7 separate regions of the Homo sapiens genome follow, and regions 1, 2, 3, 4, 5 and 7 are each linked to region 6. The links are chromatin loops, found by intact Hi-C in ENCODE. Cell type or tissue: heart right ventricle. All regions are shown on one strand.

Region 1 (4,000 bases), 430 kb after region 6:
GAGGACCTGCTCCCTGGGAACGGGAGAACTGAGGCCCAAAGAGTGGCCTCCCACTTGATCTAGGCAAACTCAGGGTCAAGGGCAACAGGCTGAGGTCACCAGGAGCTCAAAGGCTGGCTCTGAAGGTGAGACCTTCTTCTGAGGAAGCAAGTGGCCTCAAGCAGCACCCTCTGGCAGCCGGCCCAGAGGACTGGAGTGGGGTGGGCCGGGAGGAACATCGTTCGGGACGGGGTGGGTGCCTACACCCACAACTGTGCTCCTGCCTTCTCTCCCTCCCTGGCCTGGTTCCCGACTTCCCAGGGTCCCCTCCTGCCCCCACGAGGCCCTGCCGCCCAAGGGCCTGCCTGGATGCTCCAGTGGGGCTTGAAACCCCCACAGTCAGGCAGCAGACCGTGACTTCTCAGCTGTGTGTCCTGGACAGAAGCAAAGGAGGCCCCAGAACCTCTCATCGCAACTCCAACCAACATGGGAATCCAGGGCTGCAGGGGGCAGCCTGCCTGGGGACAGGGCTGGGCTCAGACCCCAAAGCCCAGGGTCTGCAGCCATCCCAGTCCCATTCCACAGAGCCTGAGGCACCAACCTCAACCTACTCCCAGCCCCACTCCCACCCCATGCCCCAGATCCCCCATCCCACCAGAATACACCCAGCCCACAGCCTGGCTCCAAGGAACAGGCTTGTCGGGCCTGAGGGCCTCCAAAAGGGCTCTGTCTCCAGGCCCGGAGGAGAGCAGAGGCCCCAGCCCAGGTCAGAAAGGGGCAGAGTGGACGCAGGGCCCCAGAAGGCCAGCGCTGAGATCCCTCCCCTGCCCTGTCCCCAGTAAACCTCTGGTGTGTCCCCTTGAGGCCCCCATGAGAAGAATGAGGCAAGCAGGGTGGAAATGGTGTGGTCACTCCAGAGCAGTGGCCGTATCCAGCCTCCCGGCCAGCCCTCCTCCCCAGACCAAGGCCCAGGTGGCATCTCCCAGGGCAGAGCCAGGACCAGCCTCCCACCCTCCCCTGCTGTGGGGGCCGAGGCAGCAGTTGGAGGTGGGGGCTCCACCTCCCCAGCCTCCGTCATTCCCTCTCAGATGACTCTTCATGTGGTTTGGTTTGCCTCTTGGAGTCCCTGCAGGGTGCCCCTGCTGACCCTAAGCTGGCCTCCTGCTCGCTGGGAACCCGGCCATCCCTCTGGTTCCTGGTTCTTCCTCCAAATGAGGTCTCTCTTAGCTGAGAGCAGCGCCTACACCCGGGCCACCCTCCATCCACGGCCTCACTGACCCAGGCCACAGCGGCTGCCACACCCTGGTCAGGGGCAGTCATGACCTTGGACAGGAGCTGGGACCCCTCCCCCAGCCCCAGCTGCCCACTGACAAGTGGGACAACCTGGGGCCAGGCCGGGGCTGCCCGAAGGCTACTATGCTTGGGAAGACCCCAAGACAGGAGCCCTGCCCCTTGGGAGGGGTGGCAAACTGCCCCGGGACAGTGCCGGGGTGTCTGGGATGATTCGTCTCCATGTGAAATGTGGGACAGACACCCTAGACTCAGCAAGGGAACTTCTGGCTACCTGGTCAGCCCCTGCCCTAGGCCTCCATGAGAACTTCGGATCCAAGTGGGGAGGTGGCTCCCCCAGCACTGCCCCTGACCTCCCAGAGCTTCCCCTGCTGGATGCTCCAGCTGCAGCTCCCAAACCACTTGGCCTGCTCTGGGCACTGCGTCTGCAGGGGCGTAGTGCCATCTGGTGGTGAAACTGGGAACTGCACCACAGCTCCAGCCCGTACCTGCCGCACACAAGTCCCGGAGACCAAGGGGTGGCCATGGAGGGATTCCAGGGGGCCTGCCGCTCCTCACCTGCTCCCCACCCACCCCCCATCTCTCTCTCAACCCAGGAGCCTGATACTGGGACACACAGACAGGCCCTGGGAGCTCACAGCCCAGCACCGTGTTTCCTGCTCCAATAGGCAGCCTAGTCCCAGCAGGTGCTGGGCAGGCACAGGGCAGCTAAGGGGACGGGTAAGGAGTCCTGGCTCTTGGCCCCAGCAAGGACCTGGGAGATGACCTTGGCACCGACCATCAGGCACTCGCCACACTGTCTCCCCAGGCTCCACTGTCTCCCCAGGCTCCGACTAGAAGGGACAGGTGGGCAGGAAGTGCCAAGAAGGTGGACTGGCCAAGCCGGTGGGCTCCTCACAGGGAGGAGCCTGGGCCTGGGCAGGGGTGGGCACGTTCAGTTCAGCCCCGGCAACCCTGGAGCCAGGGGCCTGGCAGCCCCAGCATGGCCACCTCCTGGGGCCTTGGAGCCCTGGACACCCTGGCTGACAGTCATTTACTGGGGCCACATTGTCCATGAGAGGTGACATTCTTATCTCTCTCTGATTCCTAAATAAAAAATGTGAAAAGCCGTGTCCAGAGCCTCACCCAGGAGGGAGACAAATGGCCTGCTATGGCCCGCACCCTGGGAGCGGCTTAGCCATGCTGGGGACGGGGCAGACAAAAGGTGAGCCCTTACCTCTCTGAGCCTCACCTCTGACATGGGAAGGCCCCAGGGACAGGGAGGTCATGGGCTCAGCATCCCCAGCACTCTGCCCTTCCCCCACACCCTGTTCCCAGGACCCAGCCCTCATCTGTTCTCTGTCCCCTCGGGGGTGCCCCACAGGGTGGGAAGGCAGGGGAGGCTGCCCGGCACTCGGGGCATGTGTCCACTCGCCACCCTGGCCCTGGACAGGGTGGGGCACTCTGCAGGCCACCGCATCCCTCACACAGCCCCCCGCAGACCCGTCCTCCTGGCTGTGAGTCTAGGGGAACCTGGGAGGCCCAAGACCACCCTTGGAGCCCCATGGGCCCTGACCGAAGGCCACCACGCACCTCTTCCCCTCCTGAGGCAAAGGAGCACTCACACCTCAGGCCACAGCCCAGGCCCTGGGAGGACATGAAGGGTAGTGCCCATGCCAGGGCCCATGGCCATTTCGGCCAGGTTTCCTGGGACCCCCAACCCTCCCCATAGGGCAGCTCTGAGGGCTGGAGAGGGAGTAGACCCTGACAGGCAGCCTGGGTGGGTGTGGGCCAAGAGCCCAGGTTAGGAGGGGGCACAGAGATAGGGTCCTCTGAGGGCTGTGGCTAGCCCAGTGACACCGAGTTCCATCCACTCAGGGCCTGTTCCCTGGCTTTTGAGATAAGCTTGGGAACAGCCAAGCACAGGCAAGGTGGCTCACACCTGTAATCCTAACATTTTGAGAGGCTGAGGTGGGCAGATCACTTGAGCCAGGAGTTTAAGACCAGCCTGGGCAACATAGCGAGACCCAGTCTCCACAAAAATAAAATAATAAAGAATTAGCTGGGCATGGTGGCGCATACCTGTGGTCCCCAATACACAGGAGGCTGAGGTGGGAGGATCCCTCAAGCCCAGTTGGAGGCTTCAATGAGCTGTGATCGAACCACTGCACTCCAGCCTGGGCAACAGAGTGAGATCCTGTTTTAAAAAATAAAAATAGAAAATAAATAAAACGAGCTTAGGGCATGGAACATCAAGGCGGCAGTGCAGACAGCAGAACAGCCCCATCTGGCCCCTGCCCTGCGCTGCAGCCCGGCTCCAGCAGGAAGGACTCGGGTCTCCATGCTGGGCGCCCCAGCCTCTCCTCCTCTTTGCCCTCCCAACCCATTCCTGGGCAGCAGAGGAGGGGCAAGGGCACAGGGCAGACCCTCTGAACCAGGCTCCTCGAGGCCATCTGGACACTGTGGCAACATGGGCAGGAAGCGGCTTCCGTTGCAAATGATGTCCAGGGAGGCGCCGGCCTGGCAACGGGGCCACGGCCCCCCCAGCACACTGCTCTGGCCACACTTTTCGCCCTCGAGGCCGGGAGTTCCGGCTTCCAGCCAGTGCCCCCGCCGCAGCCGCGCCCTGTCCTGCACGACATCCCGGAGCCTGGACCTGAGGCGAACCCCCACGCCCACCCCAATCCAGGACACCGCTTGGCAGGGCGCTTGGCCTTTGTTAGCGTATATGACCCCGTGAGTGGGGAACCCC
Region 2 (4,000 bases), 420 kb after region 6:
TCCCTCCTCTATCCATGACCACTGAGCTGGCTCTGCCTCCACCTTCTCTCTCCCAGTCCCCTGCATCTGGTCAAGAGTCAAGCCCTGCCAATTTTACCTCCATTCTTCTGTGGCTCCCACCCTGGTCCCCATTTCTCCATCTGTTTATCCTGAGAAGCATTATACCTTAGTGGTTACTATCTCAGCCTCGAGCACAGGATTCACAGCCTGGCCACTTATCATCTGGGTGACCTTGGGCAAGTCACTTAACCTGCTGTGCTTCAATGGTTCTCATGTCTAAAATGGGGATAGTGCCCACTCCACATGGTTGTGAAGATTGACGGTGCCAGGCAGACAATAAGCATGTCATATACACCTGTTATATACATGTTAGCTATTGCTTTTGTGGTTCAACCACCCCGTGGCCCGCATCAAGACGGTGCCTCCCATTGGGGGTCCGTATCTGCAGCTGGGCACCCCTGGCTCAGCCTCCGTTCTGCTCTGGAGGTTCCTGGTACACTACTCTGAGAAAGGTACTCCTGGTCCCTCAATCTGTATTGGATAAAGCCCAAACTCCATTTACGGCCTGGCATTCAAGGTCTTTCCCTGTCAGGCCTGTCCTTGCCTTTCTGCATCCATCTCCTGCTGTAGCTTCATCTACCTATGCTCAAACCAGATATGATAAACAATTGTTGAAAACGTTCCTATCAAAGGAATCTTACGCAGAATCCTAATGTATAGAGCAGCTAGAAGTGTAATTGCTCGGGTCAGGGCACCCCGTCAGCCTGTCCTGCCTGCACAGCACTCCCAGAGCCACATTCCAGGCCTACAGGCCCAGTGCAGTTTGCAAAAGTATTGCTTCATCCTCATGTGTTGCTACCTCCCTTCCAACTTCCTAACCTTTGCACAGGTAGCACCCTTTGCCGAGCACACGTTCTCTCAACCCCTTCTCCTCAAACCCAACCACATCCTTCAGGTGCAACTCCAATGCCACCCCTCTTCCGAAGCCTCCCCAATCCCTTGCAACTCATTCCTCTGTTTCCGCAGCCCCATGGCCTCTCATTCTTGGAGAATTAACCATGTCCTTCTTGGTAATGTGGAAATTTTTGTCCCTGCATTATGTCCCCCATAGTCAGGAGCCTCTGTAGGGCAGGATTCATATTTTGAATCATTGCTGATTTTCCCATAGTATGTGACAGTGACCCCCAAGCATAATCCTGGCCCCACCTCTCACTTCTCTTTGCTTACATTGGTCCCTGGTCAGGACTTCTCCTGCCATGTTTTAGGCAGGATAATAGAAGTGGTCAAGAGACCTAGCTCTGTTTTGTGACCCCTGGGAAGTTGCTTGGCCTCTCTGGGCCTCCATTTTCCAGCTGTGAAATGAAGATAACAACAGAGAATCTTCCTTGAAGGATTATTTTGAGGATGAGTTGAAATAATGCATGCCTGGTTCATTGATAACCCAATACATGTTAGGCATGATTGGAGGAGGGAAGCCACTGTGATGGAGTGATGATTCTCAGGTGAGCATTCGAGAAGCCTTGGGGTGAGGCTCAGGTAGACGCTACCAACTGCTCACACAAACAGTGTCCTGTCTTCCAGGGCATGCAGTGGGGCTACATTGCCCCAGCTCGCTTGCAGCTGGATGTGGCCATGTGACTGAGTTCTGCCAATGGTGAGTGAACAGAAGTGACGAGTGCCACCTGCAGGCTGGGCCAGGAGACTCTCCCTTGCATGGTCCTCCATGCTTTCTCCGCCCACCTGCCAAATGCAGAAGATCCGGGGCCCTAGAGAATCCACATCAGAGCTCAAGATGTAAAGAGCCAGATCCCTGGCTGACCATGGGGAAGAATATCTGCTGATCAGGGATGCTCAATTAAACTTTACTCAAGTGAGAAAAAGATTTTTATTGTGTTAAGCCACCAAAATTTGGGGATTTATCTGCTACGGCAGCAAAAATTACCTAAGGAACTAGGGCCAGTTTTGTTCAATGTCCTGGAAGGCTCACTCCTTCTTAGGTTGCTGGGCACTGTCTATGGCTACTGCACTGCTGCCCCTTGGGGATCTGGGATGTCGATCATTTGAAGAGACTCACGTGAAGAAGCCAAATATTCCCAGCCGGTACTGGACGATCACAACCAGCATGTCCTCATAGGCAGCCAGGGAGGACCCATCGAAGATGGAGGCTGAGCCAGTCTCGAAGGCACCGCCTGGGAACCACAACAAAACCTGAGGAGGAGACAGGAATGTCCCATCAGCCCACCAGGCACCACCTCCCCTCCCCATGCAGTTTGGGGCACACGTTCTTCAGATGAAATATAAATGTCCCACTTGCTAAGCAGGGTGTGATGTTTCATCTTTTGAAGGCCCAGGGTGAAGCATGTAGGCTCTGGCACCTGAGTGCCTGGGTTTGATTCCCAGCTCTGCCACTGACTAGCTGTGTGACCTTGGGCAGTTTACTTAACCTAAGGCTCATTTTTCCCATCTGTAAATGTGAAGAAGGAAACTATCTCACTCACGAAGTTTTATGAGGTTTAAACAAAATTCTATATCTAAAGCTCATAGAACAGTGAGCATTAGCATATTTCAAGTTTCAAAGTGCTCAGAAATTGTTCACTAAATATCAGTGAACCTGTGACCCACAGGAAGATGGAAACCGTTGTAAGCCATGTCTAAAAGCAAAAACAGCTCAAGGTGTTTCAGAGGAAAGCTCTCTACCTTCAGAGGGAGGGGAGGAGAGGGGAGAAAAGGGGAATGGAGGGGGTGAGGGGAGGAGAAGTGGAGAAAAAGAGGAGGAGGAGAAGAAAGAGGAGGAGGAAGGGAGAAGGGGAAGGAGGAGAAAGGATGAAAGATGAAGAAGGAAGAGAAAGAAGGGTCAGGAGCGGTGGCTCACGCCTGTAATCCCAGCACTTCGGGAGTCTGAGGCGGGTGGATTGCTTGAGCCTCAGGAATTCAAGACCACCCTGGGCCAATATGGTGAAACCCTGTCTCTACTAAACAAAAAATTGCCGGGCATGGTGGCAGGCATCTGTTATCCCAGCTACTTGGGAAGCTGAGGCACAAGAATCACTTGAGCCCGGGTGGCGAAGGTTGCAGTGAGCTGAGGTTGCACCACTGCACTCCAGCCTGGGTGACAGGATGAGACTCTGCATCAAAAAAAAAAAAAAAAAAAAGGAGGGAAGAGTTAAAAACTTTATTGATTAGAAAAACTGGGACCAGGGAACATAAAACGTTATTCGGATGGCATTATCTCTATTTATATATTTAATAAGAAATCCGTTCCATTCTCTTTCTTAGGGTCATGTTAGAGATTACAGCCTTTGGGGCAGGTAAAGAGAGGAAAGCCACTGAGGAAAGGGGAAGAGGACAAAGCACTGGCTTTGGTGCCAGAATCTAGCACCTACTGCATGTACAACATGGAGGAAGTCATTTATGCCATTCCTGTGCTTCATCTTCTCCATCTGTGGAATGGGTCCAAATGCATGATTATGTTTTATAAATGTCTGTATTTAGCCAGTTCTTGTTTTTCTTTCAATGCAGCTACAAGGCCACAAGTTATGCTATGCTATAGATTATGTGACCTATCACGTGAGTAACTGCTTTTATTTATTGTAAGTCCGCTCATAAAAACCCCCGCTCTCTCTTTGTTTAATGCTCAGCTTCTTGGATATGAATCCACTGAGCCGGCGCATACCTAAAATAAACAATCCTCCTGTTTCTCATACTGGTCTCTCCGTTCCTCAGTTTACCGCAACAGTCCTGCTCAATGAGGTGAGGGAGCCACATGGTGGTGTCAGTTGGAAGGCAGGCCAGACAGGGCAAGGAACCAGGATCAGAGAAACCGGCTTATGTGTGGGGAGGAGATCCCCAGGTCCTGCTCCTACTTGGGCTCCTGGCAGCTCCCAGCCACTGTCCAGAGCTGCAGAGTCAGTAGCCTGAGGGTGGAGGGAGCAGGCCTGCTCTGCCTGGGACCACCCTCTTCATCCCTCTGCAGCTGAAGGCTTCACACCAATAAACACAT
Region 3 (4,000 bases), 600 kb before region 6:
TCCAGGGCTCACTGTCGCAACTGTTGCCCCTTCCTTCCAGATCCTCTGGGTGTCCAGGTTCCTTAGCCGTGGATCTGCTCCTCTCTCTGCCCTCAGCCTAAGAGCTGATGGGGCATCCACCAGGAAGCGCATCCGTGGGCAGGGAGGAGGCCGTGGGCAGCCTTCTCCTGTATGTGAGACACTGCTCAGCCTCGGTGACCCCCTGTTCATTAAGGTGGGAGGAAAGGAAAACAAAATTCACTGTGAACATCTATGCATCATCAAAGAAAAAGCAATGAGAAGAAACAGGAAGTGAAGCCCAGCTCTAATAGTTTATTTCTACTTGGAAATAAATAAAACAATATGCCTGATGTGTTATATAAACACAATAAACTTTTTATAAAAACTATGAAAATTATGTAAAGGAGCATGGCTTACACTAAAAGGAACATTTAAAATAATGACACCCTTGAAATGCAATCCCAAAACACAGCATCCATTTTATTTCAGTTACATATACGGACTGGTTTTATTTAAATGCCTGCAATAAATCTCACTATTTTGTTGTTTAAATGGAGCATTTAAAATCTCATTGTGGCCAGGCGCGGTGGCTCACGCCTGTAATCCCAGCACTTTGGGAGTCCGAGGTGGGCTGATCACAAGGTCAGGAGTTGGAGACCAGCCTGGCCAACATGGTGAAACCCAGTCTCTACTAAAAAAATACAAAAATTAGCCGGGCATGGTGGCTCGTGCTGGTAATTCCAGCTACTTGGAAGGCTGAGGCAGGAGAATTGCTTGAACCTGGGAGATGGAGGTTGCATTTAGCCGAGATGGTGCCACTGCACTCCAGCCTGGGCAACAGACCAAGACTCCGGCTCAAAATAAATAAATAAATAAACAAACAAATAAATAAAAAATCTCATTGTATTGCAACTGCCTGATGATACATTCACAAGTATAAATATCAACATAACCATCCAGCTGTTTCCCTCCATCCACGTAAAATTCCCCAAACAAATATTTGTTAAGAGTCCAGGGTGTATCATGCCAGAACTCATGCAATCATAAACACAATCTATTTCATTTTTCATTTTGATTAACAGAATTATCTTTTTTCTTAAGATTATTGTTTTTAGTTTATTAGATTCTAGATGTCATTACAGACCAAAGATGAATAATTTTCATCATCTTCAAGCCACCCCCACAAGACTCACTACTGAATTTGAACCATAATTTTTCCCTGGAAATCCTAGTTGGGGTGCTCGATGCTAAGAGCTATCACATATCAGGCTCACCTGAGGACAGACTCTGGTCGTCAAACCAAGTTAAAATTTTAATTCTTCCCATGTTCAAAGACTGAACATCTTTGCTCTTTTTGCTCATAAGTGAAACACTCCAAAGACATTTGCCAGGATCCCCCACAGACTGGCATTCAGTGCTTGGAGGACAGACTCCTAGGCAAGATCCCTGGTCACAGTATCCGGATGACTATGACTGCAAATCTGGGGAAGTAGAGGGAGAACAAAGATTTACCAGAAAAACCCTCTGGGAATTCCTCCCCAGGGCATCCCAGAGGGAAGAGCTCCCTTTCTCCTCAGCGCAGCAGGATCCACAGAGGAAGTGGAGCCCTGGCCACCAGGGAGGAGTCACATGAGAGGAGAGGACCCGGTGTCCAACACTGGTGGGGAAGTGAGTCCATGGGGCCGGTCCCCGCTCTGGGCTTGATCCTGAAATAAAAGGACTTTGTGTAGACATCACCTGAGTCCTCTACAATGTACAGCCAAAGAGCCATAGACAGATTCACTCCTGAGGAGTCCAGTAGAGCGTGAAGACTGCCCTGAGGTCACAGGAGGGAGACACAGGTGCCACCTTACTGGGCCGGGACTTGGGAGCGGGGGCAGTGGCCAGAAAACAGGGCGGGGCGGAGGCAGCGGTGAATCTCAGAGGCTCTGGTCACCTGATCATAGAACGGTTTGCCTTAGTCTGGACACTAGGGGGCGCTTGGGGACCATTTCTGAGAAGACTTGGGGTAATCAGAGCAGAACCAGGCACCTGCCCTGCCTGATGTCCTCTGCTCAGGGCTGGCAGCTGTGTCCTGTGTCCTCCCCACCCCCTGGGACCACAAAGCTCCACCCCTGCCACACCCTGACATACTCAAGCCCAGGAGCCTGACCCAGGGCTCAGGGTGGGGTCAAAAACCGGGGGGATCTGATTTGCATGGATGGACTCTCCCCCTCTCAGAGTATGAAGAGAGGGAGAGATCTGGGGGAAGCTCAGCTTCAGCTGTGGTAGAGAAGACAGGATTCAGGACAATCTCCAGCATGGCCGGCTTCCCTCTCCTCCTCACCCTCCTCACTCACTGTGCAGGTGACAGGATGGGGACCAAGAGAGGGGCCCTGGGAAGCCCATGGGGCCCTGCTTTCTCCTCTTGTCTCCTTTCGTCTCTTGTCAATCACCATGTCTGTGTCTCTCTCACTTCCAGGGTCCTGGGCCCAGTCTGTGCTGACTCAGCCACCCTCAGCGTCTGGGACCCCCGGGCAGAGGGTCACCATCTCTTGTTCTGGAAGCAGCTCCAACATCGGAAGTAATTATGTATACTGGTACCAGCAGCTCCCAGGAACGGCCCCCAAACTCCTCATCTATAGTAATAATCAGCGGCCCTCAGGGGTCCCTGACCGATTCTCTGGCTCCAAGTCTGGCACCTCAGCCTCCCTGGCCATCAGTGGGCTCCGGTCCGAGGATGAGGCTGATTATTACTGTGCAGCATGGGATGACAGCCTGAGTGGTCCCACAGTGCTCCAGGCCCAGGGGGAACTGAGACAAGAACCCCCTTCCTCCTCTGTCAGGAGGGTGAGCCCCGGCAGCTGCTGCTCAGGCCCGGCCTGTGGCTTCTGCTGCTGTAGCTTCCCCCATGGGTCCAAGGGCATCCAGGGCCCTGCCTGAGAGTGGAGGCTCCTCCTCCCCTTCATCCTCAGAGTCATGAACAGGCTGTCCAGGAAACAGAACATCCTGCTTCCTGCAACTTGGGACACAGGGTCTCTGCACTGAAGTCCTGGACTGAGGTGGCAGGTACAGCTGTGTCGTCACAGACCCACCTCTGATGGGAAACCTGTGTCTCTGTCATCCTCCTTTTCCCATTTCCAGGAGTTTCCAGAGTGGTGTCTTCCTCCCCCTGCTCCTCAGTGTGAATCCCTGTGCTTCCTTTCTCTCCAGCCAATTCTTTTTTTAATAAAACTCCTTTCATGTAGGAATAATGCATATTTAATAAACCACCCAGATTTATAATAGGAAATTAGACAAATGTTGACATTTTTTGATCCTTGAATACATCACCACCAACACGCAGCTATGCAACCTGTGACCAACCCCAGCAACCCCTCATGACCCCTTGTCATCTCCCTCCCTCCCTTCCCCAGTGCTATCCTGTGCAGCCACAGATCTGTCTCTGTCACTATTGTTTGCTTTCCATTTTTTGGAATGTATCAGTGTTATCAGACATTATCTTCCCATTTGTTCTGGCTTTTTTCACACTGCAAACTCCTTTTGGGATTCTTCCTGTTCTCGCTGAATTGCACCCATCCCATAGAGGGCTCATTACTACCTTTGAGGGCCTTTAGGTTGATTATTCCTGATTTTGTTTATTTATTTTAAAGTTTGAATTTATCGTCCATCAAAATCAAACTCTTGGAGTTATGTTCATCTAAGGTGACAGGAGAGTCTGTGATGTCTTGTCGGGATTCTTGCTTCTTCATCTCTTGCCTCTCGTTCTGTCTATATTGGAAGAGGTTCTCATATTCTATTTATTTACTTATTTATTTATTTGGGTTTTTAAGGATTTCAGTGTTTTTTTCTCTTTAATTATTAATTTTTTTATTTTAATAGGTTTTTAGGGAATCGGTGGTATTTGGTTACATAAATAAGTTCTTTAGTTGTGATTTCTAAGATATTGGTGCACTCATCACCCAAGTAGCGTACAGTGTACCCAGTGAGTAGTCTTTTATCCCTCACCCCGCTTCTACCA
Region 4 (4,000 bases), 88 kb after region 6:
TACAAAAGGCTTTTAAGATTGCCACTTCAATTCCAGAAAGGTGTATTTTAGTTCAGTTGGTGTTCTTTTTAACTTATCTACTGTTTCTTAGCTAAAATTACTAAATTCAGGGTGGAGCCTCTTAAGGAATAGGGCAAAGAGAGCATTCTGTATGCCTGGACTTAGCATGAATAGATCTGAAAAAGAAGCAAGGCTATTTTAACTGAGGGTCTACCTTTTATAAATACTTTATCTAGGATATCTTTCATTTCACCTTTGGGGCAGCATAGCAACTAAGCCAAAAGGTTAGCAGATTTAATTTTTCGTATCTATTAGTAACTTAAGCTTTTTATTTGCCTTTTTAAAAGTCTTTAAATAAAAATATTGCAATCTTTTTAGAAGCTTCTGCATATCAATAGACATCCCTAGATGAGACTATATTGGGAGACCTCATTTTCAAATGCACTTCTTCAAGTGCAGGGTTGTTCATTTGGAACATTTCACTGTAACTTTAAATTATCTTTAGTAAGATTTTGCCATTTCTGTAGTCCCAGCTACTCGGGAGGCTGAGGCAGAAGAATGACGTGAACCTGGGAGGCGGAGCTTGCAGTGAGCCAAGATTGCACTACTGCACTCCAGCCTGGGCGACAAAGCAAGACTCTGTCTAGCAAAAAAAAAAAAAAAAAAAAAAAAATGCCATTTCTGTAAGCCTTTGCTACTACTAGCACCCTCTAGGGCCTAATACTGATACACAGATTAGCCAGAAGGTACTCAGCTCTTTAGAAATAAAGGATCCCATTTTTACCTCAAATATTGACTTTGGCTCTCAGGTCCCCTCAAGCAACTATGTCAGTGATTTTTTTCCATACCTAAGTGTACAGGAAAAAAGAAACAAAGGAAGTAGAAAACACAAAAATCCCTGTGGACTTCCAAAAGCCAAAGTTTACACCCCCTGCAATATTGCCATCTGCTACTGGTTTCTTTCTGACCCAGTCAGACAAAAGAGGCCCCTAACTGTATCCAAGCCAGTTAATTATCAGATACAATCCAATTGTAGACTCAGTTCAGTTTCTGTCAGAACTTCCAAACCCAGTGTTGATCAAAAATTTGCTCAAACAAACTCAGAGAACTCAAATCTCTGAGCAAATCTGTGGAGCCTCACAATCTGAGGGAGAACTTACCAAGATCCCCAGTTGCTGTGAGAGAGCAATGGAAACAACAGGCACAGTGGGTAACTTGCTTGCTCACTTGGCACTTTGGGGGTTACTAGAAGTTCTAGCTCAGATCCCACTTCTGACACCATCTGTTAAAAGAAAAACCTTAGCCAAATTAAATTTAACAGAGTTTATGGGTTTTTTTTCCTGAGGATCAAGGCAGACAGGAGGAAGAACTAGATAGCAGCTTTCACTCAAACGGACCAGAGCAGCATGTGGAGTCTCTAGAACTATTGCAAGAATAATTCAGGAAAGCCAAGAGAACCCACAGACCCTCTTAAGGAAGTGGATTGCTCCTGCAGGACCTGGGAGACACCCCAATTACCGTGAGTGCCCAAACTGTGGGAGTGAGAAAGGGAGATTATCTGGCCCTGAATACACACCCTCACTGGGGAACCTGAAGTCTAGATCACAGGAGAAGATTCTGACAATACCTGGAGCTGAGTCAATTTAGAGAGCCGAGGGAAATACGGGGGTAGGGGAAGCAGTGGGAAAAGCTCTGTGGGCTCTCTGGGTTCCCAGCGAAGCCATTTCTGAGTTGTCTCACAGGGTTACCTGGAGAGGGCTGCCAGAGGAACTGGGAAAAGGCCACAGAGAGAAGGAAACCTCCAGCTGAACTTTGCAACAATTCCAACCAAACAGGAAGTCTCCTGGCCAGAACTCAGGGGAGGGCGCCAATCCAGTGTGCAGACTCCACAGACAGGGAAGCCTAAAAGCCCTACTTGCTTTCGCAGCTGGGGGCTGGTAGCCTGGGGAAAGTTCTTGGCCCTGCTCGCAGACTGCGTGGAAACAGACTCAGTGCTGTTGTGGGGTGGGGCACGGTGAGAGTGAGACCAGCCTTCTGGGTTTCATGGGAGCTGGGTGAGGCCTGTGACTTCCAGCTTTCCCCCACTTCTCTGACAACCTGCATGATACAGCAAAGGCAGCTACAATTCTCCTAGGAGCATAACTCCATTGACCTGGGAACCTCACTCCCATCCCCCACAGCAGCCGTAGCAAGATCTGCCCAAAGAGAGTCTGAGCTCAGACATGCCTAGCCCTGCCCTCGCCTGATGGTCCTTCCCTACCCACCCTGGTAGCTGAAGACAAAGGGCATATACGCTTTGGAGTTCGAAGGCCCCACGGCCCCACCCACCACCTGATCCTCCCCATACTACCACAGCTGATGCTGTCTTGAAAGTGTCACCTCCCAGCAGGAGGCCAATCAGCACAAAAATAGTGCATTAAACAACCAAAACTAAGGACCCTCACAGAGTCCATATCGCCCCACTGGCACCTCCACCAGAGCAGGTGCTGGTATCCACAAAAAGAGACCCACAGATGGTTCACATCACAGAACTCTGTGCAGACAACCTCCAGTACTAGACAGGAACCTGGTAGACCTGCTGGGTGGCTAGATCCTGAAGGGAGACAAGAATCACTACAGTATGGCTCTCAGGAAATCACATCCCTAGGAAAAGGGGGAGAGTACTACGTCAAGGTAACACTTTGTGGGATAAAAGAATCTGAACAACAGCCTTGACCACTAGACCTTCCCTCTGACAGAGCCTACCCAAATGAGAAGGAACCAGAAAAGCAACTCTGGTAATATGACAAAACAAGTTCTTTAACACCCCCCAAAAAATCACACTAGCTCATCAGCAGTGGATCCAAACCAAGAAATCCCCAATCTGCCTGAAAAAGGTGTCAGCGAAACTAAGCTTCATAAATGAAGGAAAGACCGTCTTTTTCAGACAAACAAATGCTGAGAGAATTTGCCACTACCAAGCCAGCCCTACAAGAACTGCTAAAAGGAGCTCTATATCTTGAAACAAATCCTGGAAACACATCAAAATAAAACCTCTTTAAAGCATAAATCTCATAGGACCTATAAAACAAAAATACAAATAAAAAGCAAAAAAACCAAGGTATGCAGGCAACAAATAGCACAATGAATGGAATAGTACCTCACATCTCAAAACTAATGTTGAATTTAAATGGCCTAAATGTTCCATTTAAAAGATACAGAATCACAGAATGGGTAAGAATTCACCAACAAACTATCTGTGGCTTTCAAGAGACTCACCTAACACATAAGGATTCACATAAACTTAAGATAAAGGGGTGGAAAAAGACATTCCATGCAAATGGACACCAAAAGCAAGCAGGAGCAGCTATTCTCATATCAGACAAAACAAACTTTAAAGCAACAGCAGTTTAAAAACACAAAGAGACACATTATATAATGATAAAAGGCCTTATTCAACAGGAAAATATTACAATCCTAAATACATGTGCACCTAATACTGGAGGTCCCAAATTTATAAAACAATTACTACCAGACCTAAGAAATGAGACAGACAGCAACATAATAATAGTGGGGGGCTTCAATATTCCACTAACAGCACTAGACAGGTCATCAAGACAGAAAGCCAATAAAGAAACAATAGATTTAAACTATACCCTGGAACAAATGGACTTAACAGATATTTACAGAACATTCTACCCAACAACCACAGAATATACATTCTATTCATCAGCACATGAAATTTTCTTCAAGATAGACCATATGATAGGCCACCAAACAAGCCTCAATAACTTTAAGAAAACTGAAATTATATCAAGCACTCTCTCGGACCACAGTGGAATAAAACTGGAAATCAACTCCCAACGGAACCTTCAAAACCATGCAAATACATGGAAATTAAATAACCTGCCCTTGAATGATCATTGGGTCAACAATGAAATCAAGGTGGAAATTTAAAAATTCTTTGAACTGAATGACAACAGTGAACAACCTATCAAAACCTCCGGGATACAGCAAAGGC
Region 5 (4,000 bases), 330 kb after region 6:
GCTGCCCATACACCGCACCCCCGGCCTGCCCCCTAGTCCTTTCTGGGACCCTGCCACCACCCCATTTTCTTGGCCTCCCCCATTTCTCCTCATCTACTCCCCGCCCCCTGGGCCTTCCCTGCCCCAGCAGGTGCTGATGCTAAAGGGGCCTTTGGCTGGGCCCACTTGGGCATTCACACTGTGCTGGCCCCACTGCCCTGTTCATATGGCCGGGGTTGCCCGCTCTCAGCTCAGGGGCGCTCCCTCCTGTCTGGGGCAGCCCCTTCCTTCTCTGGGCACTTCCCTCTGTCAGGGCGCTCCTTCCTTCGGGTCCTGCCTGGCAGTGTCGGTGGGGAAGGCAGACCCGGTTCCCTCCTTGGAGGTTTGGGATTCACCCTGAGCTGGGGCTCTGCATGCCTCTGGCCTGGCCTGACCTCCCGCGCCCTCAGGCTCATCATTCTCACCTATGCAGAGCCACCTCTCGGCCCCCAATGCCACCGTGGCCTGGGGGATCAAGGATCTCCGGGCAGCCCTGCCAGTGCTTGTGTCCCAGGGTTTCCTGTCATAACATAGGAGCCCCAGCCATTTCCAGAGTGGCAGCCTCTGTTCCCTGTTCAGCATTATGCCCAGAAATAAGCCCCTTTTCCTCACCTGGTGGAGAAACGGGGGCCTGTGTTAGCAGAGGACGGGCAGAGCCATGCTGCTGTCTGTATGGGGAGACCTCACAGGGAGGTGCTCCCAGTCCAGCCACTCATTCTCAGACCTGCCTTGTGGCTGTGCTTAGGTAGCGTGGGATGTGTGTGTTTGTAAGTCTCATGCTAAGACTCCTCCAGGCCTGGGCTCTCCAGGGCCACACCTCACTCTGCCGCCAGACCAGCACTGCACTTGAGAGCCAAGTGCCCTCTCCTGAGCCCCCAAGCCCTGGCACCAGTTCTTGCCGTGCCCCTTCCCCAGGGTGTGTGGTGGAGGTCCAGTGGGAGGGGCCAGAGGGCCAAGGAGCAGATTGACCAATTGGTGCACCTCTTTTCCAACCTCCCAGGTTTCAGAAGCTTCTCCCTGACATCCGTGGAGCTGCAGATGCTGACCAACTCGTGTGTGAAACTCCAGACTGTCCACAGCATTCCGCTGACCATCAATAAGGAAGGTGGGCCCCCCCGTTTCCGTGTACAGGGCACCTGCAGGGAGGGCAGGCAGCTAGCCTGAAGGCTGATCCCCCCTTCCTGTTAGCACTTTTGATGGGACTAGTGGACTTTGGTTCAGAAGGAAGAGCTATGCTTGTTAGGGCCTCTTGTCTCCTCCCAGGAGTGGACAAGGTGGGTTAGGAGCAGTTTCTCCCTGAGTGGCTGCTGCTGGGTGGTTGAGGAGATGCACGGCTTCTGTTCCTAGTCACAAGGCTGCAGCAGACGCTCCTCAGATGCTCTGTGCCTTGGATCTGGCCCCACTCCCGTCCTCCCAGCCCTCCTCTCCTCCAGCTACCTGCCAGCCGGCACTTTTGGTCAAGCTGTTTTGCATTCACTGTTGCACATATGCTCAGTCACACACACAGCATACGCTATGCACATGTGTCCACACACACCCCACCCACATCCCACATCACCCCGACCCCCTCTGCTGTCCTTGGAACCTTATTACACTTCGAGTCACTGGTTTGCCTGTATTGTGAAACCAGCTGGATCCTGAGATCCCCAAGACAGAAATCATGATGAGTATGTTTTTGGCCCATGACACTGGCTTACCTTGTGCCAGGCAGATGGCAGCCACACAGTGTCCACCGGATGGTTGATTTTGAAGCAGAGTTAGCTTGTCACCTGCCTCCCTTTCCCGGGACAACAGAAGCTGACCTCTTTGATCTCTTGCGCAGATGATGAGTCTCCGGGGCTCTATGGGTTTCTGAATGTCATCGTCCACTCAGCCACTGGATTTAAGCAGAGTTCAAGTAAGTACTGGTTTGGGGAGGAGGGTTGCAGCGGCCGAGCCAGGGTCTCCACCCAGGAAGGACTCATCGGGCAGGGTGTGGGGAAACAGGGAGGTTGTTCAGATGACCACGGGACACCTTTGACCCTGGCCGCTGTGGAGTGTTTGTGCTGGTTGATGCCTTCTGGGTGTGGAATTGTTTTTCCCGGAGTGGCCTCTGCCCTCTCCCCTAGCCTGTCTCAGATCCTGGGAGCTGGTGAGCTGCCCCCTGCAGGTGGATCGAGTAATTGCAGGGGTTTGGCAAGGACTTTGACAGACATCCCCAGGGGTGCCCGGGAGTGTGGGGTCCAAGCCAGGAGGGCTGTCAGCAGTGCACCTTCACCCCACAGCAGAGCAGATTTGGCTGCTCTGTCGAGCTGGATGGATACTACTTTTTTTTTCCTTTCCCTCTAAGTGGGGGTCTCCCCCAGCTACTGGAGCTGTCAGAACAGTGAAGGCTGGTAACACATGAGTTGCACTGTGTAAGTTTCTCGAGGCCGGGCGCAGTGGCTCATGCCTGTAATCCCAGCACTTTGGGAGGCTGAGGCAGGTGGATCGCTTGAGCTCAGGAGTTGGAGACCAGCCTGACCAACATGGTGAAACCCTGTGTCTACTAAAAATACAAAGATTAGCCGGGCTAGGCAGTGGGCACCTGTAATCACAACTGCTTGGGAGGCTGAGGGAAGAGAATCGCTTGAACCCAGGAGGCGGAGGTTGCAGTGAGCCGAGCTTGTGCCACTGCATTCCAGCCTGGGCGACAGAGCAAGACTCCGCCTCAAAAAAAAAAAAAAAAAGTTCCTAGAAACAGCAAAATGTGGAGACAGAAAGCTTACCAGGGATTGTTGGGGAATGGGGTTGGGAGAGAGGACTAACTGCAGATGAACCCAAGGGGGACTTTTTAGGTGAGAGCAGTGTCGTGAAAAGACTGTGGTGCTGTTTGCGCTCACATTTACATTTCCTAAAATTCTTTAAACCCTACACTTGGAATGGATGAATTACATGACATGCAGATTGCACCTTCATAACATAATCTTTCTCCTGGGCCCCTGTCTCTGGCTGCCTCATAAACGCTGGTGTTTCCCTCGTGGGCCTCCCTGCATCCCTGCATCTCCTCCCGGGTCCTGTCTGTGAGCAATACAGCGTGACACCCTACGCTGCCCCGTGGTCCCGGGCTTGTCTCTCCTTGCCTCCCTGTTACCTTTCTTTCTATCTCTTCCTTGCCCCGTGCACTCAACCTTGCATCCCCAAACCAAACCTATTATTCATGGACCCCAAACTTGTTCCTCTTATGTCCTGTCCCTTTGAGGGGCACCACCATCCACCCGCATGGCCAAGCCAGAAACCGTGGTCTGCTCTCCCTCCGTTAAATGCCATTCTCCATCAGTGAGGCTTCTTAGTCATCTCTGGCTGCCTGGCCAGGCCCTGGCTGTGGCCTCCTCCCTGGTCTTTGTAGCTCTGGATATCCCTGCAGAAAGGGTCCCCACTACCAGGCCTCTCCATCCCCAGTCTCAGGTAGTTTTTCTAAAATGCAAACCCCACCCTGCAACTTACCGCCCACAGCCCAGCCCACTCTTCTCCAGGCCTCGCCTCCCTCCCTTCCCCCTGCACCCCACGACTTCTCCAGCACTGAGCTGCTTCCTGTGCCCCACAGTGGCCTGGAGTCCCCTTTGCCTTAACTCTTTGCCCCATAGTACAGCGGGGTCTGCTCTGATTGTAGGGGCTTCCCACATCCCCCAGGATGGCTGCCCTCTGCTGTGGCATCACTGTGTAACAATGGCGTGTACACCTCTCTGTCCCCACCAGTGCAGGGCCCTTCTCATCGTAGGGGCTTTAGCTGGGGTTTGTGGATCGACTGAGTGAACGAATGTTGTGGGAAGTCCCGTTTCCCAGCCGCACCCAGGGAAATTCCACAGAGCGGGCAGGGGCATCGCATGAGGTGCTGGTGTTCACGCCAGACCACAATTAGGTGTTTAATTTTTAAAAAGAAAGTTACAACCTTTTTTTTTTATTTTTATTTTTTCTGATTCTGCAAATAACACCTGCTCTTACAGACCATGTGGGTGATGTG
Region 6 (4,000 bases):
CAGCTTCTGCTCACACTCTCTGGCAAGCGTCTTGGCCTCTGGCAGGCTACAGCTCACAGCAAAACCATGCTCTCCTGGAAAAGTCTGAATCTCAGCCTTGCCTGGGGTCCCATTCTCAAGCTCTTAGTTCCTTCACTCACTCCGCGTGAGTCGGTAGCTGCTTTCTGAATCTGCTACTCATGAACGTTGTACAGTCCTGCTTTATCCTTTTCATGAGCTCACCACTCTTTATAGTTTAACAACTCTGAAAAAATCCCTGTTCAAATTACTGGTGTGGTTTGCCTCCTGAGTCTACCCTGGTTGACACAATATCTCAGCATCAAAAGATGGCATGGAAATGAAGGTCATCTCCGAACTGCTACTATGATAGACCTTCAATCAAATGAAGTCAAATGAAGCCTTCAGGCATTCATCTTGCAGAATGCAAACAGTCAGCTGCCACAGGGAACTGCAGAAGGCAAGCGTTGTGACCAAACCATAAATGCTGGTCAGCCCCATCTAAATCAGGTTAAAATGGGGATAGATATCAGCCAGTGAGAACACAGGCAGCTTTCTTTGGAATGGCCACTTCGGGGGTGGTGGGTGAGCAAAGAATGGATGCAGATGCTCTCTCCTCTCCAAGGAGCAATGTGGACTTCAAAGCCCACAAAGATTCGTGAGATTTATTCCTAGAATAAGTACCCTAGAGAAGCCCGCCCAGCAGAGTATAAAAGAAATCAAGAATTTCCGGTGGACCCAGAACGTGTCACAGCTTGGGGCCAAATAAATTACACTCCTGCAAATGCCTCGGGCCTAGCTCCAGTAAAAAGTGACAGGACAGCCATGTGTCCAAAAGCTAGTGCATTGCACAGCAAGGAGGAAACCAATTTCCTTTAGCCTTTGCTCCCCTAGAGACGTCATATGACCAGAGTGAGGTTGGACACTCAGCTCTCTATCTTTTCAAATAATTCCCCATCTCCAAGTTCATGGAAAGAGAGAAAACCATCATGTCACCATAGCGATGACTCCTCTAATGATGGTTCAGAGTGGAAAACTTCTGACTTCAAGGATGGCCTCATACAGGATGGACGTGAATGCTGGTCCTCAAAACCCCAATGTCACATTTTTAAAAATCTGACCATCCCTCAGTCAGTGTCAGGGGTTTTCATGTGGGAAACCTCAAAGAAGGTGAGAAGGCAGGGGAGGTGTAACCCACAGTAATTATTAATAAAACCAACATTCCAGGACAAACTACTGCTAAGGAGGTTGAATTTTTTTTCTAAATGATCCTTCACAAGTAAAATAAGGAACTGGAGTCCTTGGACTGATCGCTATATTATGCTAAATGGATGACAGAATACAGCTCAGGAGTCAAAGATCATAAGCTTCCAAGTGGCCACAGGGACAATAAGCCTTTCAGCCCTTGGGTAATAAAGTCAGACAATCTGGTCCAGCAGCCAGAAGATGGCTGAGCTGGAGGAACATCGATGATGGGACAGTCCCAGCGTCCGCCCTCTCTGCTGGAAGGACATTAGCTGCTGAGAATAACTGGATCCAAATTGTTAACGTGACCCCCCACTGCTCATGGGGATGAAGAAAAAGATCTGGGGTGATTGGAACCTTACAAAGCAGGGACACAGATGCTTTATGTCTTTCGAAGGTCTAGTTGTAAAAACAAGACCCGAAAGCAGCCTCTCGGTCTTTTCACTGCTGGCCAGCAAAACTGGGAGAGGACTATGTTGTGATGTCCCCAGGATATCCTTCATGATTGCCACCAAGATCTGCTGGGATAGGTGCCCAAGACCTGGAAGGAACACTAAACTAGAGACCCAGGGATGCACACACCTTGCATGTTCTCACAATGAGGCTAAACCAGACTCATCACCGAAGAAATGCCAGCCAACAGCCTGTGGACATGGATGCAGATTGACTATTCCAGCCCCTCAGTGAACAAGCTCCAAGTGTGTTTCCTTGTAAAGCAGTTATACAGGTCAAAAATCACTTCATCACAAATGAAATACGGTCAAACTACCACAAAACACAGGGCTAAAATATCTCATCACCGGAGGGTGCCAGAGACCACCAAATATAATCCAGATTCAAGGCAGTCCATGTGAAAATTGCCCACCAGGTGGCGGAAATGCAGGGAGACGGCCAGCATGTACAGATAATTTGTTTCCCGGGTCCACACATTATCTGATGAGAGTGAATCTGACCCTAGAAGAGAACTACACAACTACTTGGTTGCATTAGGGTTCAACAAGACTGTGCACGCTCCAAAAATTCTCAAAAAGGTCAAATCCAAGTAACAAGGGTTTTAGCCTATGAACCAAGGTGTGGCTAGAGAAAAGATTGTTTGAATTTGAAAAGAAGCTAGGAGGTTGACTCACTGGGGCATCTATCCTTGAGTCTTCCTGCAGTGGGAGGCAGAGTGAGCGGTCAGCTGGGCATCCACATCTAGAGTGTTGAAAACCTCCTGGGGGTGGAGACGGGGGACTTCCACTTCCAGAATGGGCAATTGTGTGTGTGTATAAAATATTTAAGATATATGTATTTATTTAAAGTCTCTAGAAATGGCCTTAGGGCATACAGCAAATAAAAAAACATTTAATTCAAGAACATCTATTAAAACCTGGCAAGAAATGGGAGGGTCTGTGGCATTTCAACCACGACCTGCTCCATTCCTCCCACTGCCAGCAAAATGTGACAGAAACTCCACTCCAGGTGGGTACAGCCAAGGACACAGCACTGTCTCCACCCAGCTCCCAGTCAAGGGCTATGGTATTTTCCCAAGAAGGAAAATCCATCAGCATTTTTCTTCCCACCCCAGCTACCTGTTGCAGAGACTAAATTCCAGGTGATTGTAGTAATCGGTTGAGGCTCTCTTCTTTTGCTCAGCCCCTACTTGTGGGACAAAAGCCCTGCCTTGGGTGCAACACACTGAGAATACTGGCACCATCAACCAGCTCATTTGTAAAGTAGAGGTTCCATGCTATGAGAAGCAAGCTGGGAATACAATAGACTCTCCAATAAGCACCCACCTCCTAAAGCAGGGGTGTCACTCAGAAAGTAGCTACCTACCACTGTCCCCACCCAGCCCCAGAGCCATAGCCAAAAGCTCCTGAAACATTTCCCCAAGAGGAAAGGCAGGACATAGAGAGCTCTAAAGCCCTTCCCGAATGAACTGACTTTATTTGCAAATGAGTACAAAGTTCAACATTAAGGGGACTTTCAAAACAATGAAGCTTGGGCAAAAAGCAATTGAGAGGAAACTGGTAAGTTCATTAGTGACATAAACTAGACCATAGGCCAGCTAGTTTATCAGAGAGAACCAGGAAAAGACATGGCTAAAAACAGACCTCTTGGGGTCAAAGCAAACCTCAAACACTGACCTCAAAAACTATCCCTGCAAATGAGCCTCAGTTTAATTGGATAAGTCATCTCAATAAAGGTGTTTTTTAAAGAAAAAAAACAGCAATAACAATTATACATTCTGGTCAACATGGAGTAACAGGAGCTGGATTTATTTTTAGGCCTGGAATAATTTTAAAAACAACACAAAATATTTAAGTCACTGGACATCAGGCAATGAAAGATAGTGGTTTATAAGAGATGAGAAATGAATAAGATGAGCCCCACGATTGCCCCAGATTACTGCATGGAGAGTTTCCAGTCTGAGGCTCAAGGAGGAGAGAACGTAACCACAGCCCACTGGCCTCCCCGAGTTGAAGAAACAGAGCTGCTTGGGATCCCAGGCCGCTGGAGTTCATAGGGCAGAGTACCAAAGAGGAGGGAGCTTAACAGAAAGAGAACTCTGCAAATACGAGAGTGTAAGTATTATACTGAGTAGTGATCAGTGTATGCATATGAGGAATGTACCTGAGGCCAAGAAAAAGACTACCCAAAAGCATTGAACAGAACAATCCCCAGAGAAAATTCAGGGCTGAAAATAATGCCTGACCTCATCAACAAGTACAGAAAATCTCATAATTCATTAAGCATCAGGTAGAGTACTCAGAGG
Region 7 (4,000 bases), 170 kb after region 6:
CCAGGAGAGGCGATGACTTATCAGCATCACACAATGTGACCCCACCAGGCCAGGACCTGAGGGGCTTTACTCTGTCCACATTCCCCAGATCCCCACAGTGGCAACAGGCCCTGGCACCCTACTTCCAACGTCAGCCCTCCAGAACAAATGGTCCATCTGGCTCAGGGGACAGTGCCAGGAAGGGCTGCACTGCACCATGAGGACTTGAGGCAACACTGAGGCTGGACCTCACCCTGGATGAGCTCACCTCACCCAGATGAGCCTGACGAGATGGGGATGCCTGACAGGCCGGGAACCAAGAGGCCAGAGTGTCCCTATCAGTGACCATCATTCCTGCTAAGTCCAGGAATGGGGTACAACTACCCACCAAAGACTGTCAGGCTGAGGATGTGCCTGGGGTTCTGGTGCACCCTGCCCTGAGGGCAGGCAAGACAGAAAAGGGCCTGCTCCTCTAGGGCAGCTGGCCTCCACCCCTCACCCTGTGGCATCAAGGGGAGGAGGAGGAGGAGGCTGCTCTGGGTCCATCGAAGGAAGCTGGGTGTCCACGGGTGGCTGCTGAAGAGGGACAGGGTGCAGTGGTGGCCCACCCAAGGCCACTAGCCTGGAATGAGACATACGGCTCACTGCAGTGGGAGCACCTACTTTGCTTCTCCAGCAGCCCACGTACCTGGGGTTCAGATGACATTGGGTGCATTCTGGGTGGTATAGCTGTAGACCCCCAGATTTCTCCCTAGCTTAGATGCTATGACTCCAGGGATGTCCCCTGAACCCCCAAATGACTTGGATCAAACTGCATCCAGACATTTCACCCGCGGCACCCTCCCCTTCCCAAGCCCAGTTCTCCTTTCCAAGGTCACGGAGCCAATTTCCAGAGGCAGGGCCCAGGCGCATCCTTGCTGCCTCCCTCCTCCTCTCGGGCTGGTGCTCTCCTCCGGGCTGGGAGGGTCATCCATCTCCACCCCCGGGCTGCACACGTGTGGAGTCAGGGTCAGAACAGGCCCCATCATGCTGCTGCTAAAGCTGGGCTGGGGTCTCAGAGCCTGGCACAAGGAGAGGGAGACTGGAGGCAGGGCCAGAACAGACTCACAGGTGTGCCCAGTCAGGACCAGTGGGATGGTAGAGGGATACTTCCGGGGGACCCTGAGCTGTTCAACTGCACCCCAAAATCTGGTTAGAGAAGAATTGTCAATTTCAGCCACAGAACTCTCTCTCCCACAAAAATGAAACCTGTTTTCTCATGGGGTTCTACTCCATTCCTGGACTTAGCAGGAATGATGGTCACCGATAGGGACACTCTGGCCTCTTGGTTCCTGGCCTGCCAGGCCTCCCCCTCTCATCGGGCTGGGGAGCAGAAGCAGACCCTGTGCATCACTCAGGGCCCAGCTGGCAGGGAGCCTGGGCTGGCAGCCTGTGTGTGACATCTGTCTCTACAATCCTATTTTCTCCTCTCCTGACACGGCACCACCACGGCGCATGAGTAGCCAGCCTGGAAGGAACTTAGAGGAATGCGTGTGGGTGAGCGCAGCAGCTTGGGCCCAGGGCCCCTGCAGGGCCAGGGCCCACTTGGGACAATCCTCAGTCCTGGGGTGCCCCCTCCTGGTTACTCTGGGAAATCATGCAAGTCAGACTTGGCCAGAGCAAGGATTCTGAAACCACTCTCCCAGACACCCATGACACAGGGGAAGAAACTGAGGCACGGTGGCCAGAACAAAACAGGGGCCCAACACATACTGTCAAATGAATGAAGGAATGAGCAAGCAGGTAAGTGAACTGTAGCAAGAAGACAACCAGCAATTGATCCTTTAAAGTATGACATAAAACCTACTAAACAGCCAATATTTGTTGAGCGCTAGCCACATGCCAGGCGCCCTGCCAGGTGCAGAGGGTGCCATGGTGAAAACGGCCTTCCAGTGTGGCCACTGATAGGAAACCATACCAATGGCCACCAGCATTCACTGGGAGCCAGCTAAGCCCTGCTCAGAGACTGTCCCAGCTAAGCCACACAGGTGACACCCACGTTCCCACAGGTGATGGTACTGCCCAAGGTCACACGCTGGTAAGAACAGAGCCACTGAAATAGATGCCCTCGCCACCCCCCAGGCCCCCCACCCAGAGGCCCATGAAGGACACCACCTGGGGCACAGTCACACTCGCTAATCCAGAGGCCACGACACTCAGTGTACCCCCAGAACAGATCTCCTGGGCGTCTGCCACATTGCCTCCTTCCCTTCCTCCCTCTGCTCATTGTCCAACTGTCCCCTGCATACCCGGTGTCCCAGGCCTCCCTTCTGGGCCCTTCACAGATCATGAGCAGCACTCAGTAAACCCCGCGATGAAGGGCCGAGGCTCCCCACCCTGACCCTCACTGAGGCTTCTGTTCGTGAGCTTGTCAGTACCACAGCCCCCTACTCCTAATGGTGCGCCCAGTGTTGGTGGATGGCAGAAAAAGACAAGGGGAGGAGATGGGGAAAAGCAAACTCGTACATTTTAGAAGAAAATATGGCAGAATATCTTCATGAGTCAGGGTAAAGAAAGATTATCTTACACGGCACTCAAAAAAAAAAAAGGCCAGAGGGAAAAAAAATCATGAAATTGACTTCATTATTCAAATGAAAAACTGCTAAGGCTGGGCATGGTGGCTCACGCCTGTAATCCCAGCACTTTGGGAGGCCGAGGCAGGAGGATCGTGAGGTCAGGAGTTCAAGACCAGCCTGGTCAACATAGTGAAACCCCGTCTCTACTACAAATACAAAAATTAGCTGGGCATGGTGGCACACGCCTGTAGTCCCAGCTACTCGGGAGGCTGAGTCAGGAGAATCACTTGAACCTGGGAGGTGGAGTTTGCAGTGAGCTGAGACCATGCCACTACAGTACAGCCTGGGTGACAGAGTGAGACTGCATCTCAGAAAAGAAGGAAGGAAGGAAGGAAAGAAGGAGAAAGAAAGAGAGAGGAAGAAAGAGAAAGAGACAAAGAGAGAAAGAGAAAGAAAGGAAGGAAAAGAAGGAAAGAAAGAAAGGGAAGGGAGAGAAAGAAAGAGAAAGAAAAAGAAAGAAAGAAAGAAAGAAAGGAAGAAAGAAAGAAAGAAAGAAAGAAAGAAAGAAAGAAAGAAAGAAAGAAAGAAAGAAAGAAAGAAAGAAAGAAAGAAAAAGAAAAAGAAGGCCGGGCATGGTGGCTCACGCCTGTAATCCCAGCACTTTGGGAGGCCGAGGCAGGCGGATCATGAGGTCAGGAGATCGAGACCATCCTGGCTAACACGGTGAAACCCCGTTTCTACTAAAAATACAAAAAATCAGCCGGGCATGGTGGCGGGTGCCTGTAGTCCCAGCTACTCGGGAGGCTGAGGCAGGAGAATGGCATGAACCCGGGAGGTGGAGGTTGCAGTGAGCTGAGACTGCACCAGTGCACTCCAGCCTGGGCGACAGAGTGAGACTCTGTCTCAAAAAAAAAAGAAAAAGAAAAGAGAAAGAAAGAAGGAAAGAAAAAGAAAGAAAGAAAGAAAGAAAGAAAGAAAGAAAGAGAAAGAAGGAAAGAAGGAAAGAAAGACTGCTGCACCAGTGAATCAACAAAGGCACAGTGAGAAGCCAAGAAAACAGCCTGGTTTGAAATGATATTTGCAATGTAGGTAACCGACAAAGGGCTGGAATCCAGGATAAATTACACACTCCTTCAAATCAATAAGAAATGGAAAAACAACTCGGCAACAGAATGAACACACTCTCTCCAGAGGCACTGGGCAGGAGAGGAATCTGATGAGGTGTCAGGCAGAGGGAAGATGTTTCCTCTCACCAGGACAGGGACAGTAAAGCCATATCACAGTGAAACACCATAGCACATCCATCAGGCTGGGATATGCCCCGGGCTCTCTGGAGGCCAGAGGCTGGGCTGGAAGCAGTTGCAATATCCAGCAAAGCTGAAGGCAAACACATTCTCCCTGGCCCAGCGATGCCCTCCCTGGCAGATGCTCTAGGGGACTCTCCTTCCAGGGTACCAGGAAGCCCT

The links. A loop is a pair of places that touch in the nucleus more often than their neighbours do. Peaks named below come from ENCODE experiments on the same cell type or tissue, not always from the same donor. Only the 100,000 strongest peaks of a DNase experiment are listed, where the experiment ranks them.
Region 1: a loop joins it to region 6, with 22 times the contacts of the local background. A loop is called at or near these places in 56 of 110 quality-filtered maps.
Region 2: it touches region 6 in a loop (5-fold over the local background); 55 of 110 quality-filtered maps call a loop at or near these places.
Region 3: a loop joins it to region 6, with 4 times the contacts of the local background. A loop is called at or near these places in 4 of 110 quality-filtered maps.
Region 4: a loop joins it to region 6, with 8 times the contacts of the local background. A loop is called at or near these places in 8 of 110 quality-filtered maps.
Region 5: a loop joins it to region 6, with 9 times the contacts of the local background. A loop is called at or near these places in 54 of 110 quality-filtered maps.
Region 7: a loop joins it to region 6, with 32 times the contacts of the local background. A loop is called at or near these places in 106 of 110 quality-filtered maps.

What each region holds. Positions count from the first base shown.
Region 1 is chr22:23,384,366-23,388,365 of GRCh38, forward strand. No RefSeq gene overlaps it. Among named protein-coding and RNA genes, the nearest start is that of LINC01659, 47 kb to the right of the region's middle. RefSeq lists an enhancer at 1,686-2,668. In heart right ventricle, a CTCF peak has its summit at 1,726 (motif pointing left); a DNase peak (open chromatin) is centred at 1,716; H3K27me3 peaks cover 1,114 bases.
Region 2 is chr22:23,374,807-23,378,806 of GRCh38, forward strand. It overlaps the pseudogene CES5AP1. Among named protein-coding and RNA genes, the nearest start is that of LINC02556, 50 kb to the left of the region's middle. In heart right ventricle, a CTCF peak has its summit at 1,645 (motif pointing left); no DNase peak of the experiment used is centred here; H3K27me3 peaks cover 1,597 bases.
Region 3 is chr22:22,355,495-22,359,494 of GRCh38, forward strand. It overlaps IGL and IGLV1-47. Among named protein-coding and RNA genes, the nearest start is that of VPREB1, 110 kb to the left of the region's middle. RefSeq lists a silencer at 2,067-2,166. In heart right ventricle, a CTCF peak has its summit at 1,964 (motif pointing right); a DNase peak (open chromatin) is centred at 1,977; H3K27me3 peaks cover 2,104 bases.
Region 4 is chr22:23,045,634-23,049,633 of GRCh38, forward strand. No RefSeq gene overlaps it. Among named protein-coding and RNA genes, the nearest start is that of GNAZ, 23 kb to the right of the region's middle. RefSeq lists enhancers at 1,665-2,165, 2,166-2,666. In heart right ventricle, no CTCF peak of the experiment used is centred here; a DNase peak (open chromatin) is centred at 1,858; H3K27ac peaks cover 2,489 bases.
Region 5 is chr22:23,288,499-23,292,498 of GRCh38, forward strand. BCR (BCR activator of RhoGEF and GTPase) reads left to right here. Exons shown (of 23, transcript NM_004327.4): 13 at 1,019-1,123; 14 at 1,841-1,915. LOC107985554 (a long non-coding RNA gene) reads right to left here and starts at 2,030. Exons shown (of 3, transcript XR_001755448.2): 1 at 1,716-2,030. RefSeq lists an enhancer at 3,735-3,914. In heart right ventricle, CTCF peaks have their summits at 2,165 (motif pointing left) and 2,376; a DNase peak (open chromatin) is centred at 2,140.
Region 6 is chr22:22,957,296-22,961,295 of GRCh38, forward strand. No RefSeq gene overlaps it. Among named protein-coding and RNA genes, the nearest start is that of IGLL5, 71 kb to the left of the region's middle. In heart right ventricle, a CTCF peak has its summit at 2,084 (motif pointing right); a DNase peak (open chromatin) is centred at 2,096; H3K27ac peaks cover 1,867 bases; H3K27me3 peaks cover 839 bases.
Region 7 is chr22:23,127,016-23,131,015 of GRCh38, forward strand. All of the region lies in intron 4 of RSPH14 (radial spoke head 14 homolog), which reads right to left. Among named protein-coding and RNA genes, the nearest start is that of RSPH14, 13 kb to the right of the region's middle. RefSeq lists enhancers at 1-26, 391-980, 981-1,568, 1,425-1,704. In heart right ventricle, CTCF peaks have their summits at 1,608 (motif pointing left) and 1,808; a DNase peak (open chromatin) is centred at 1,596.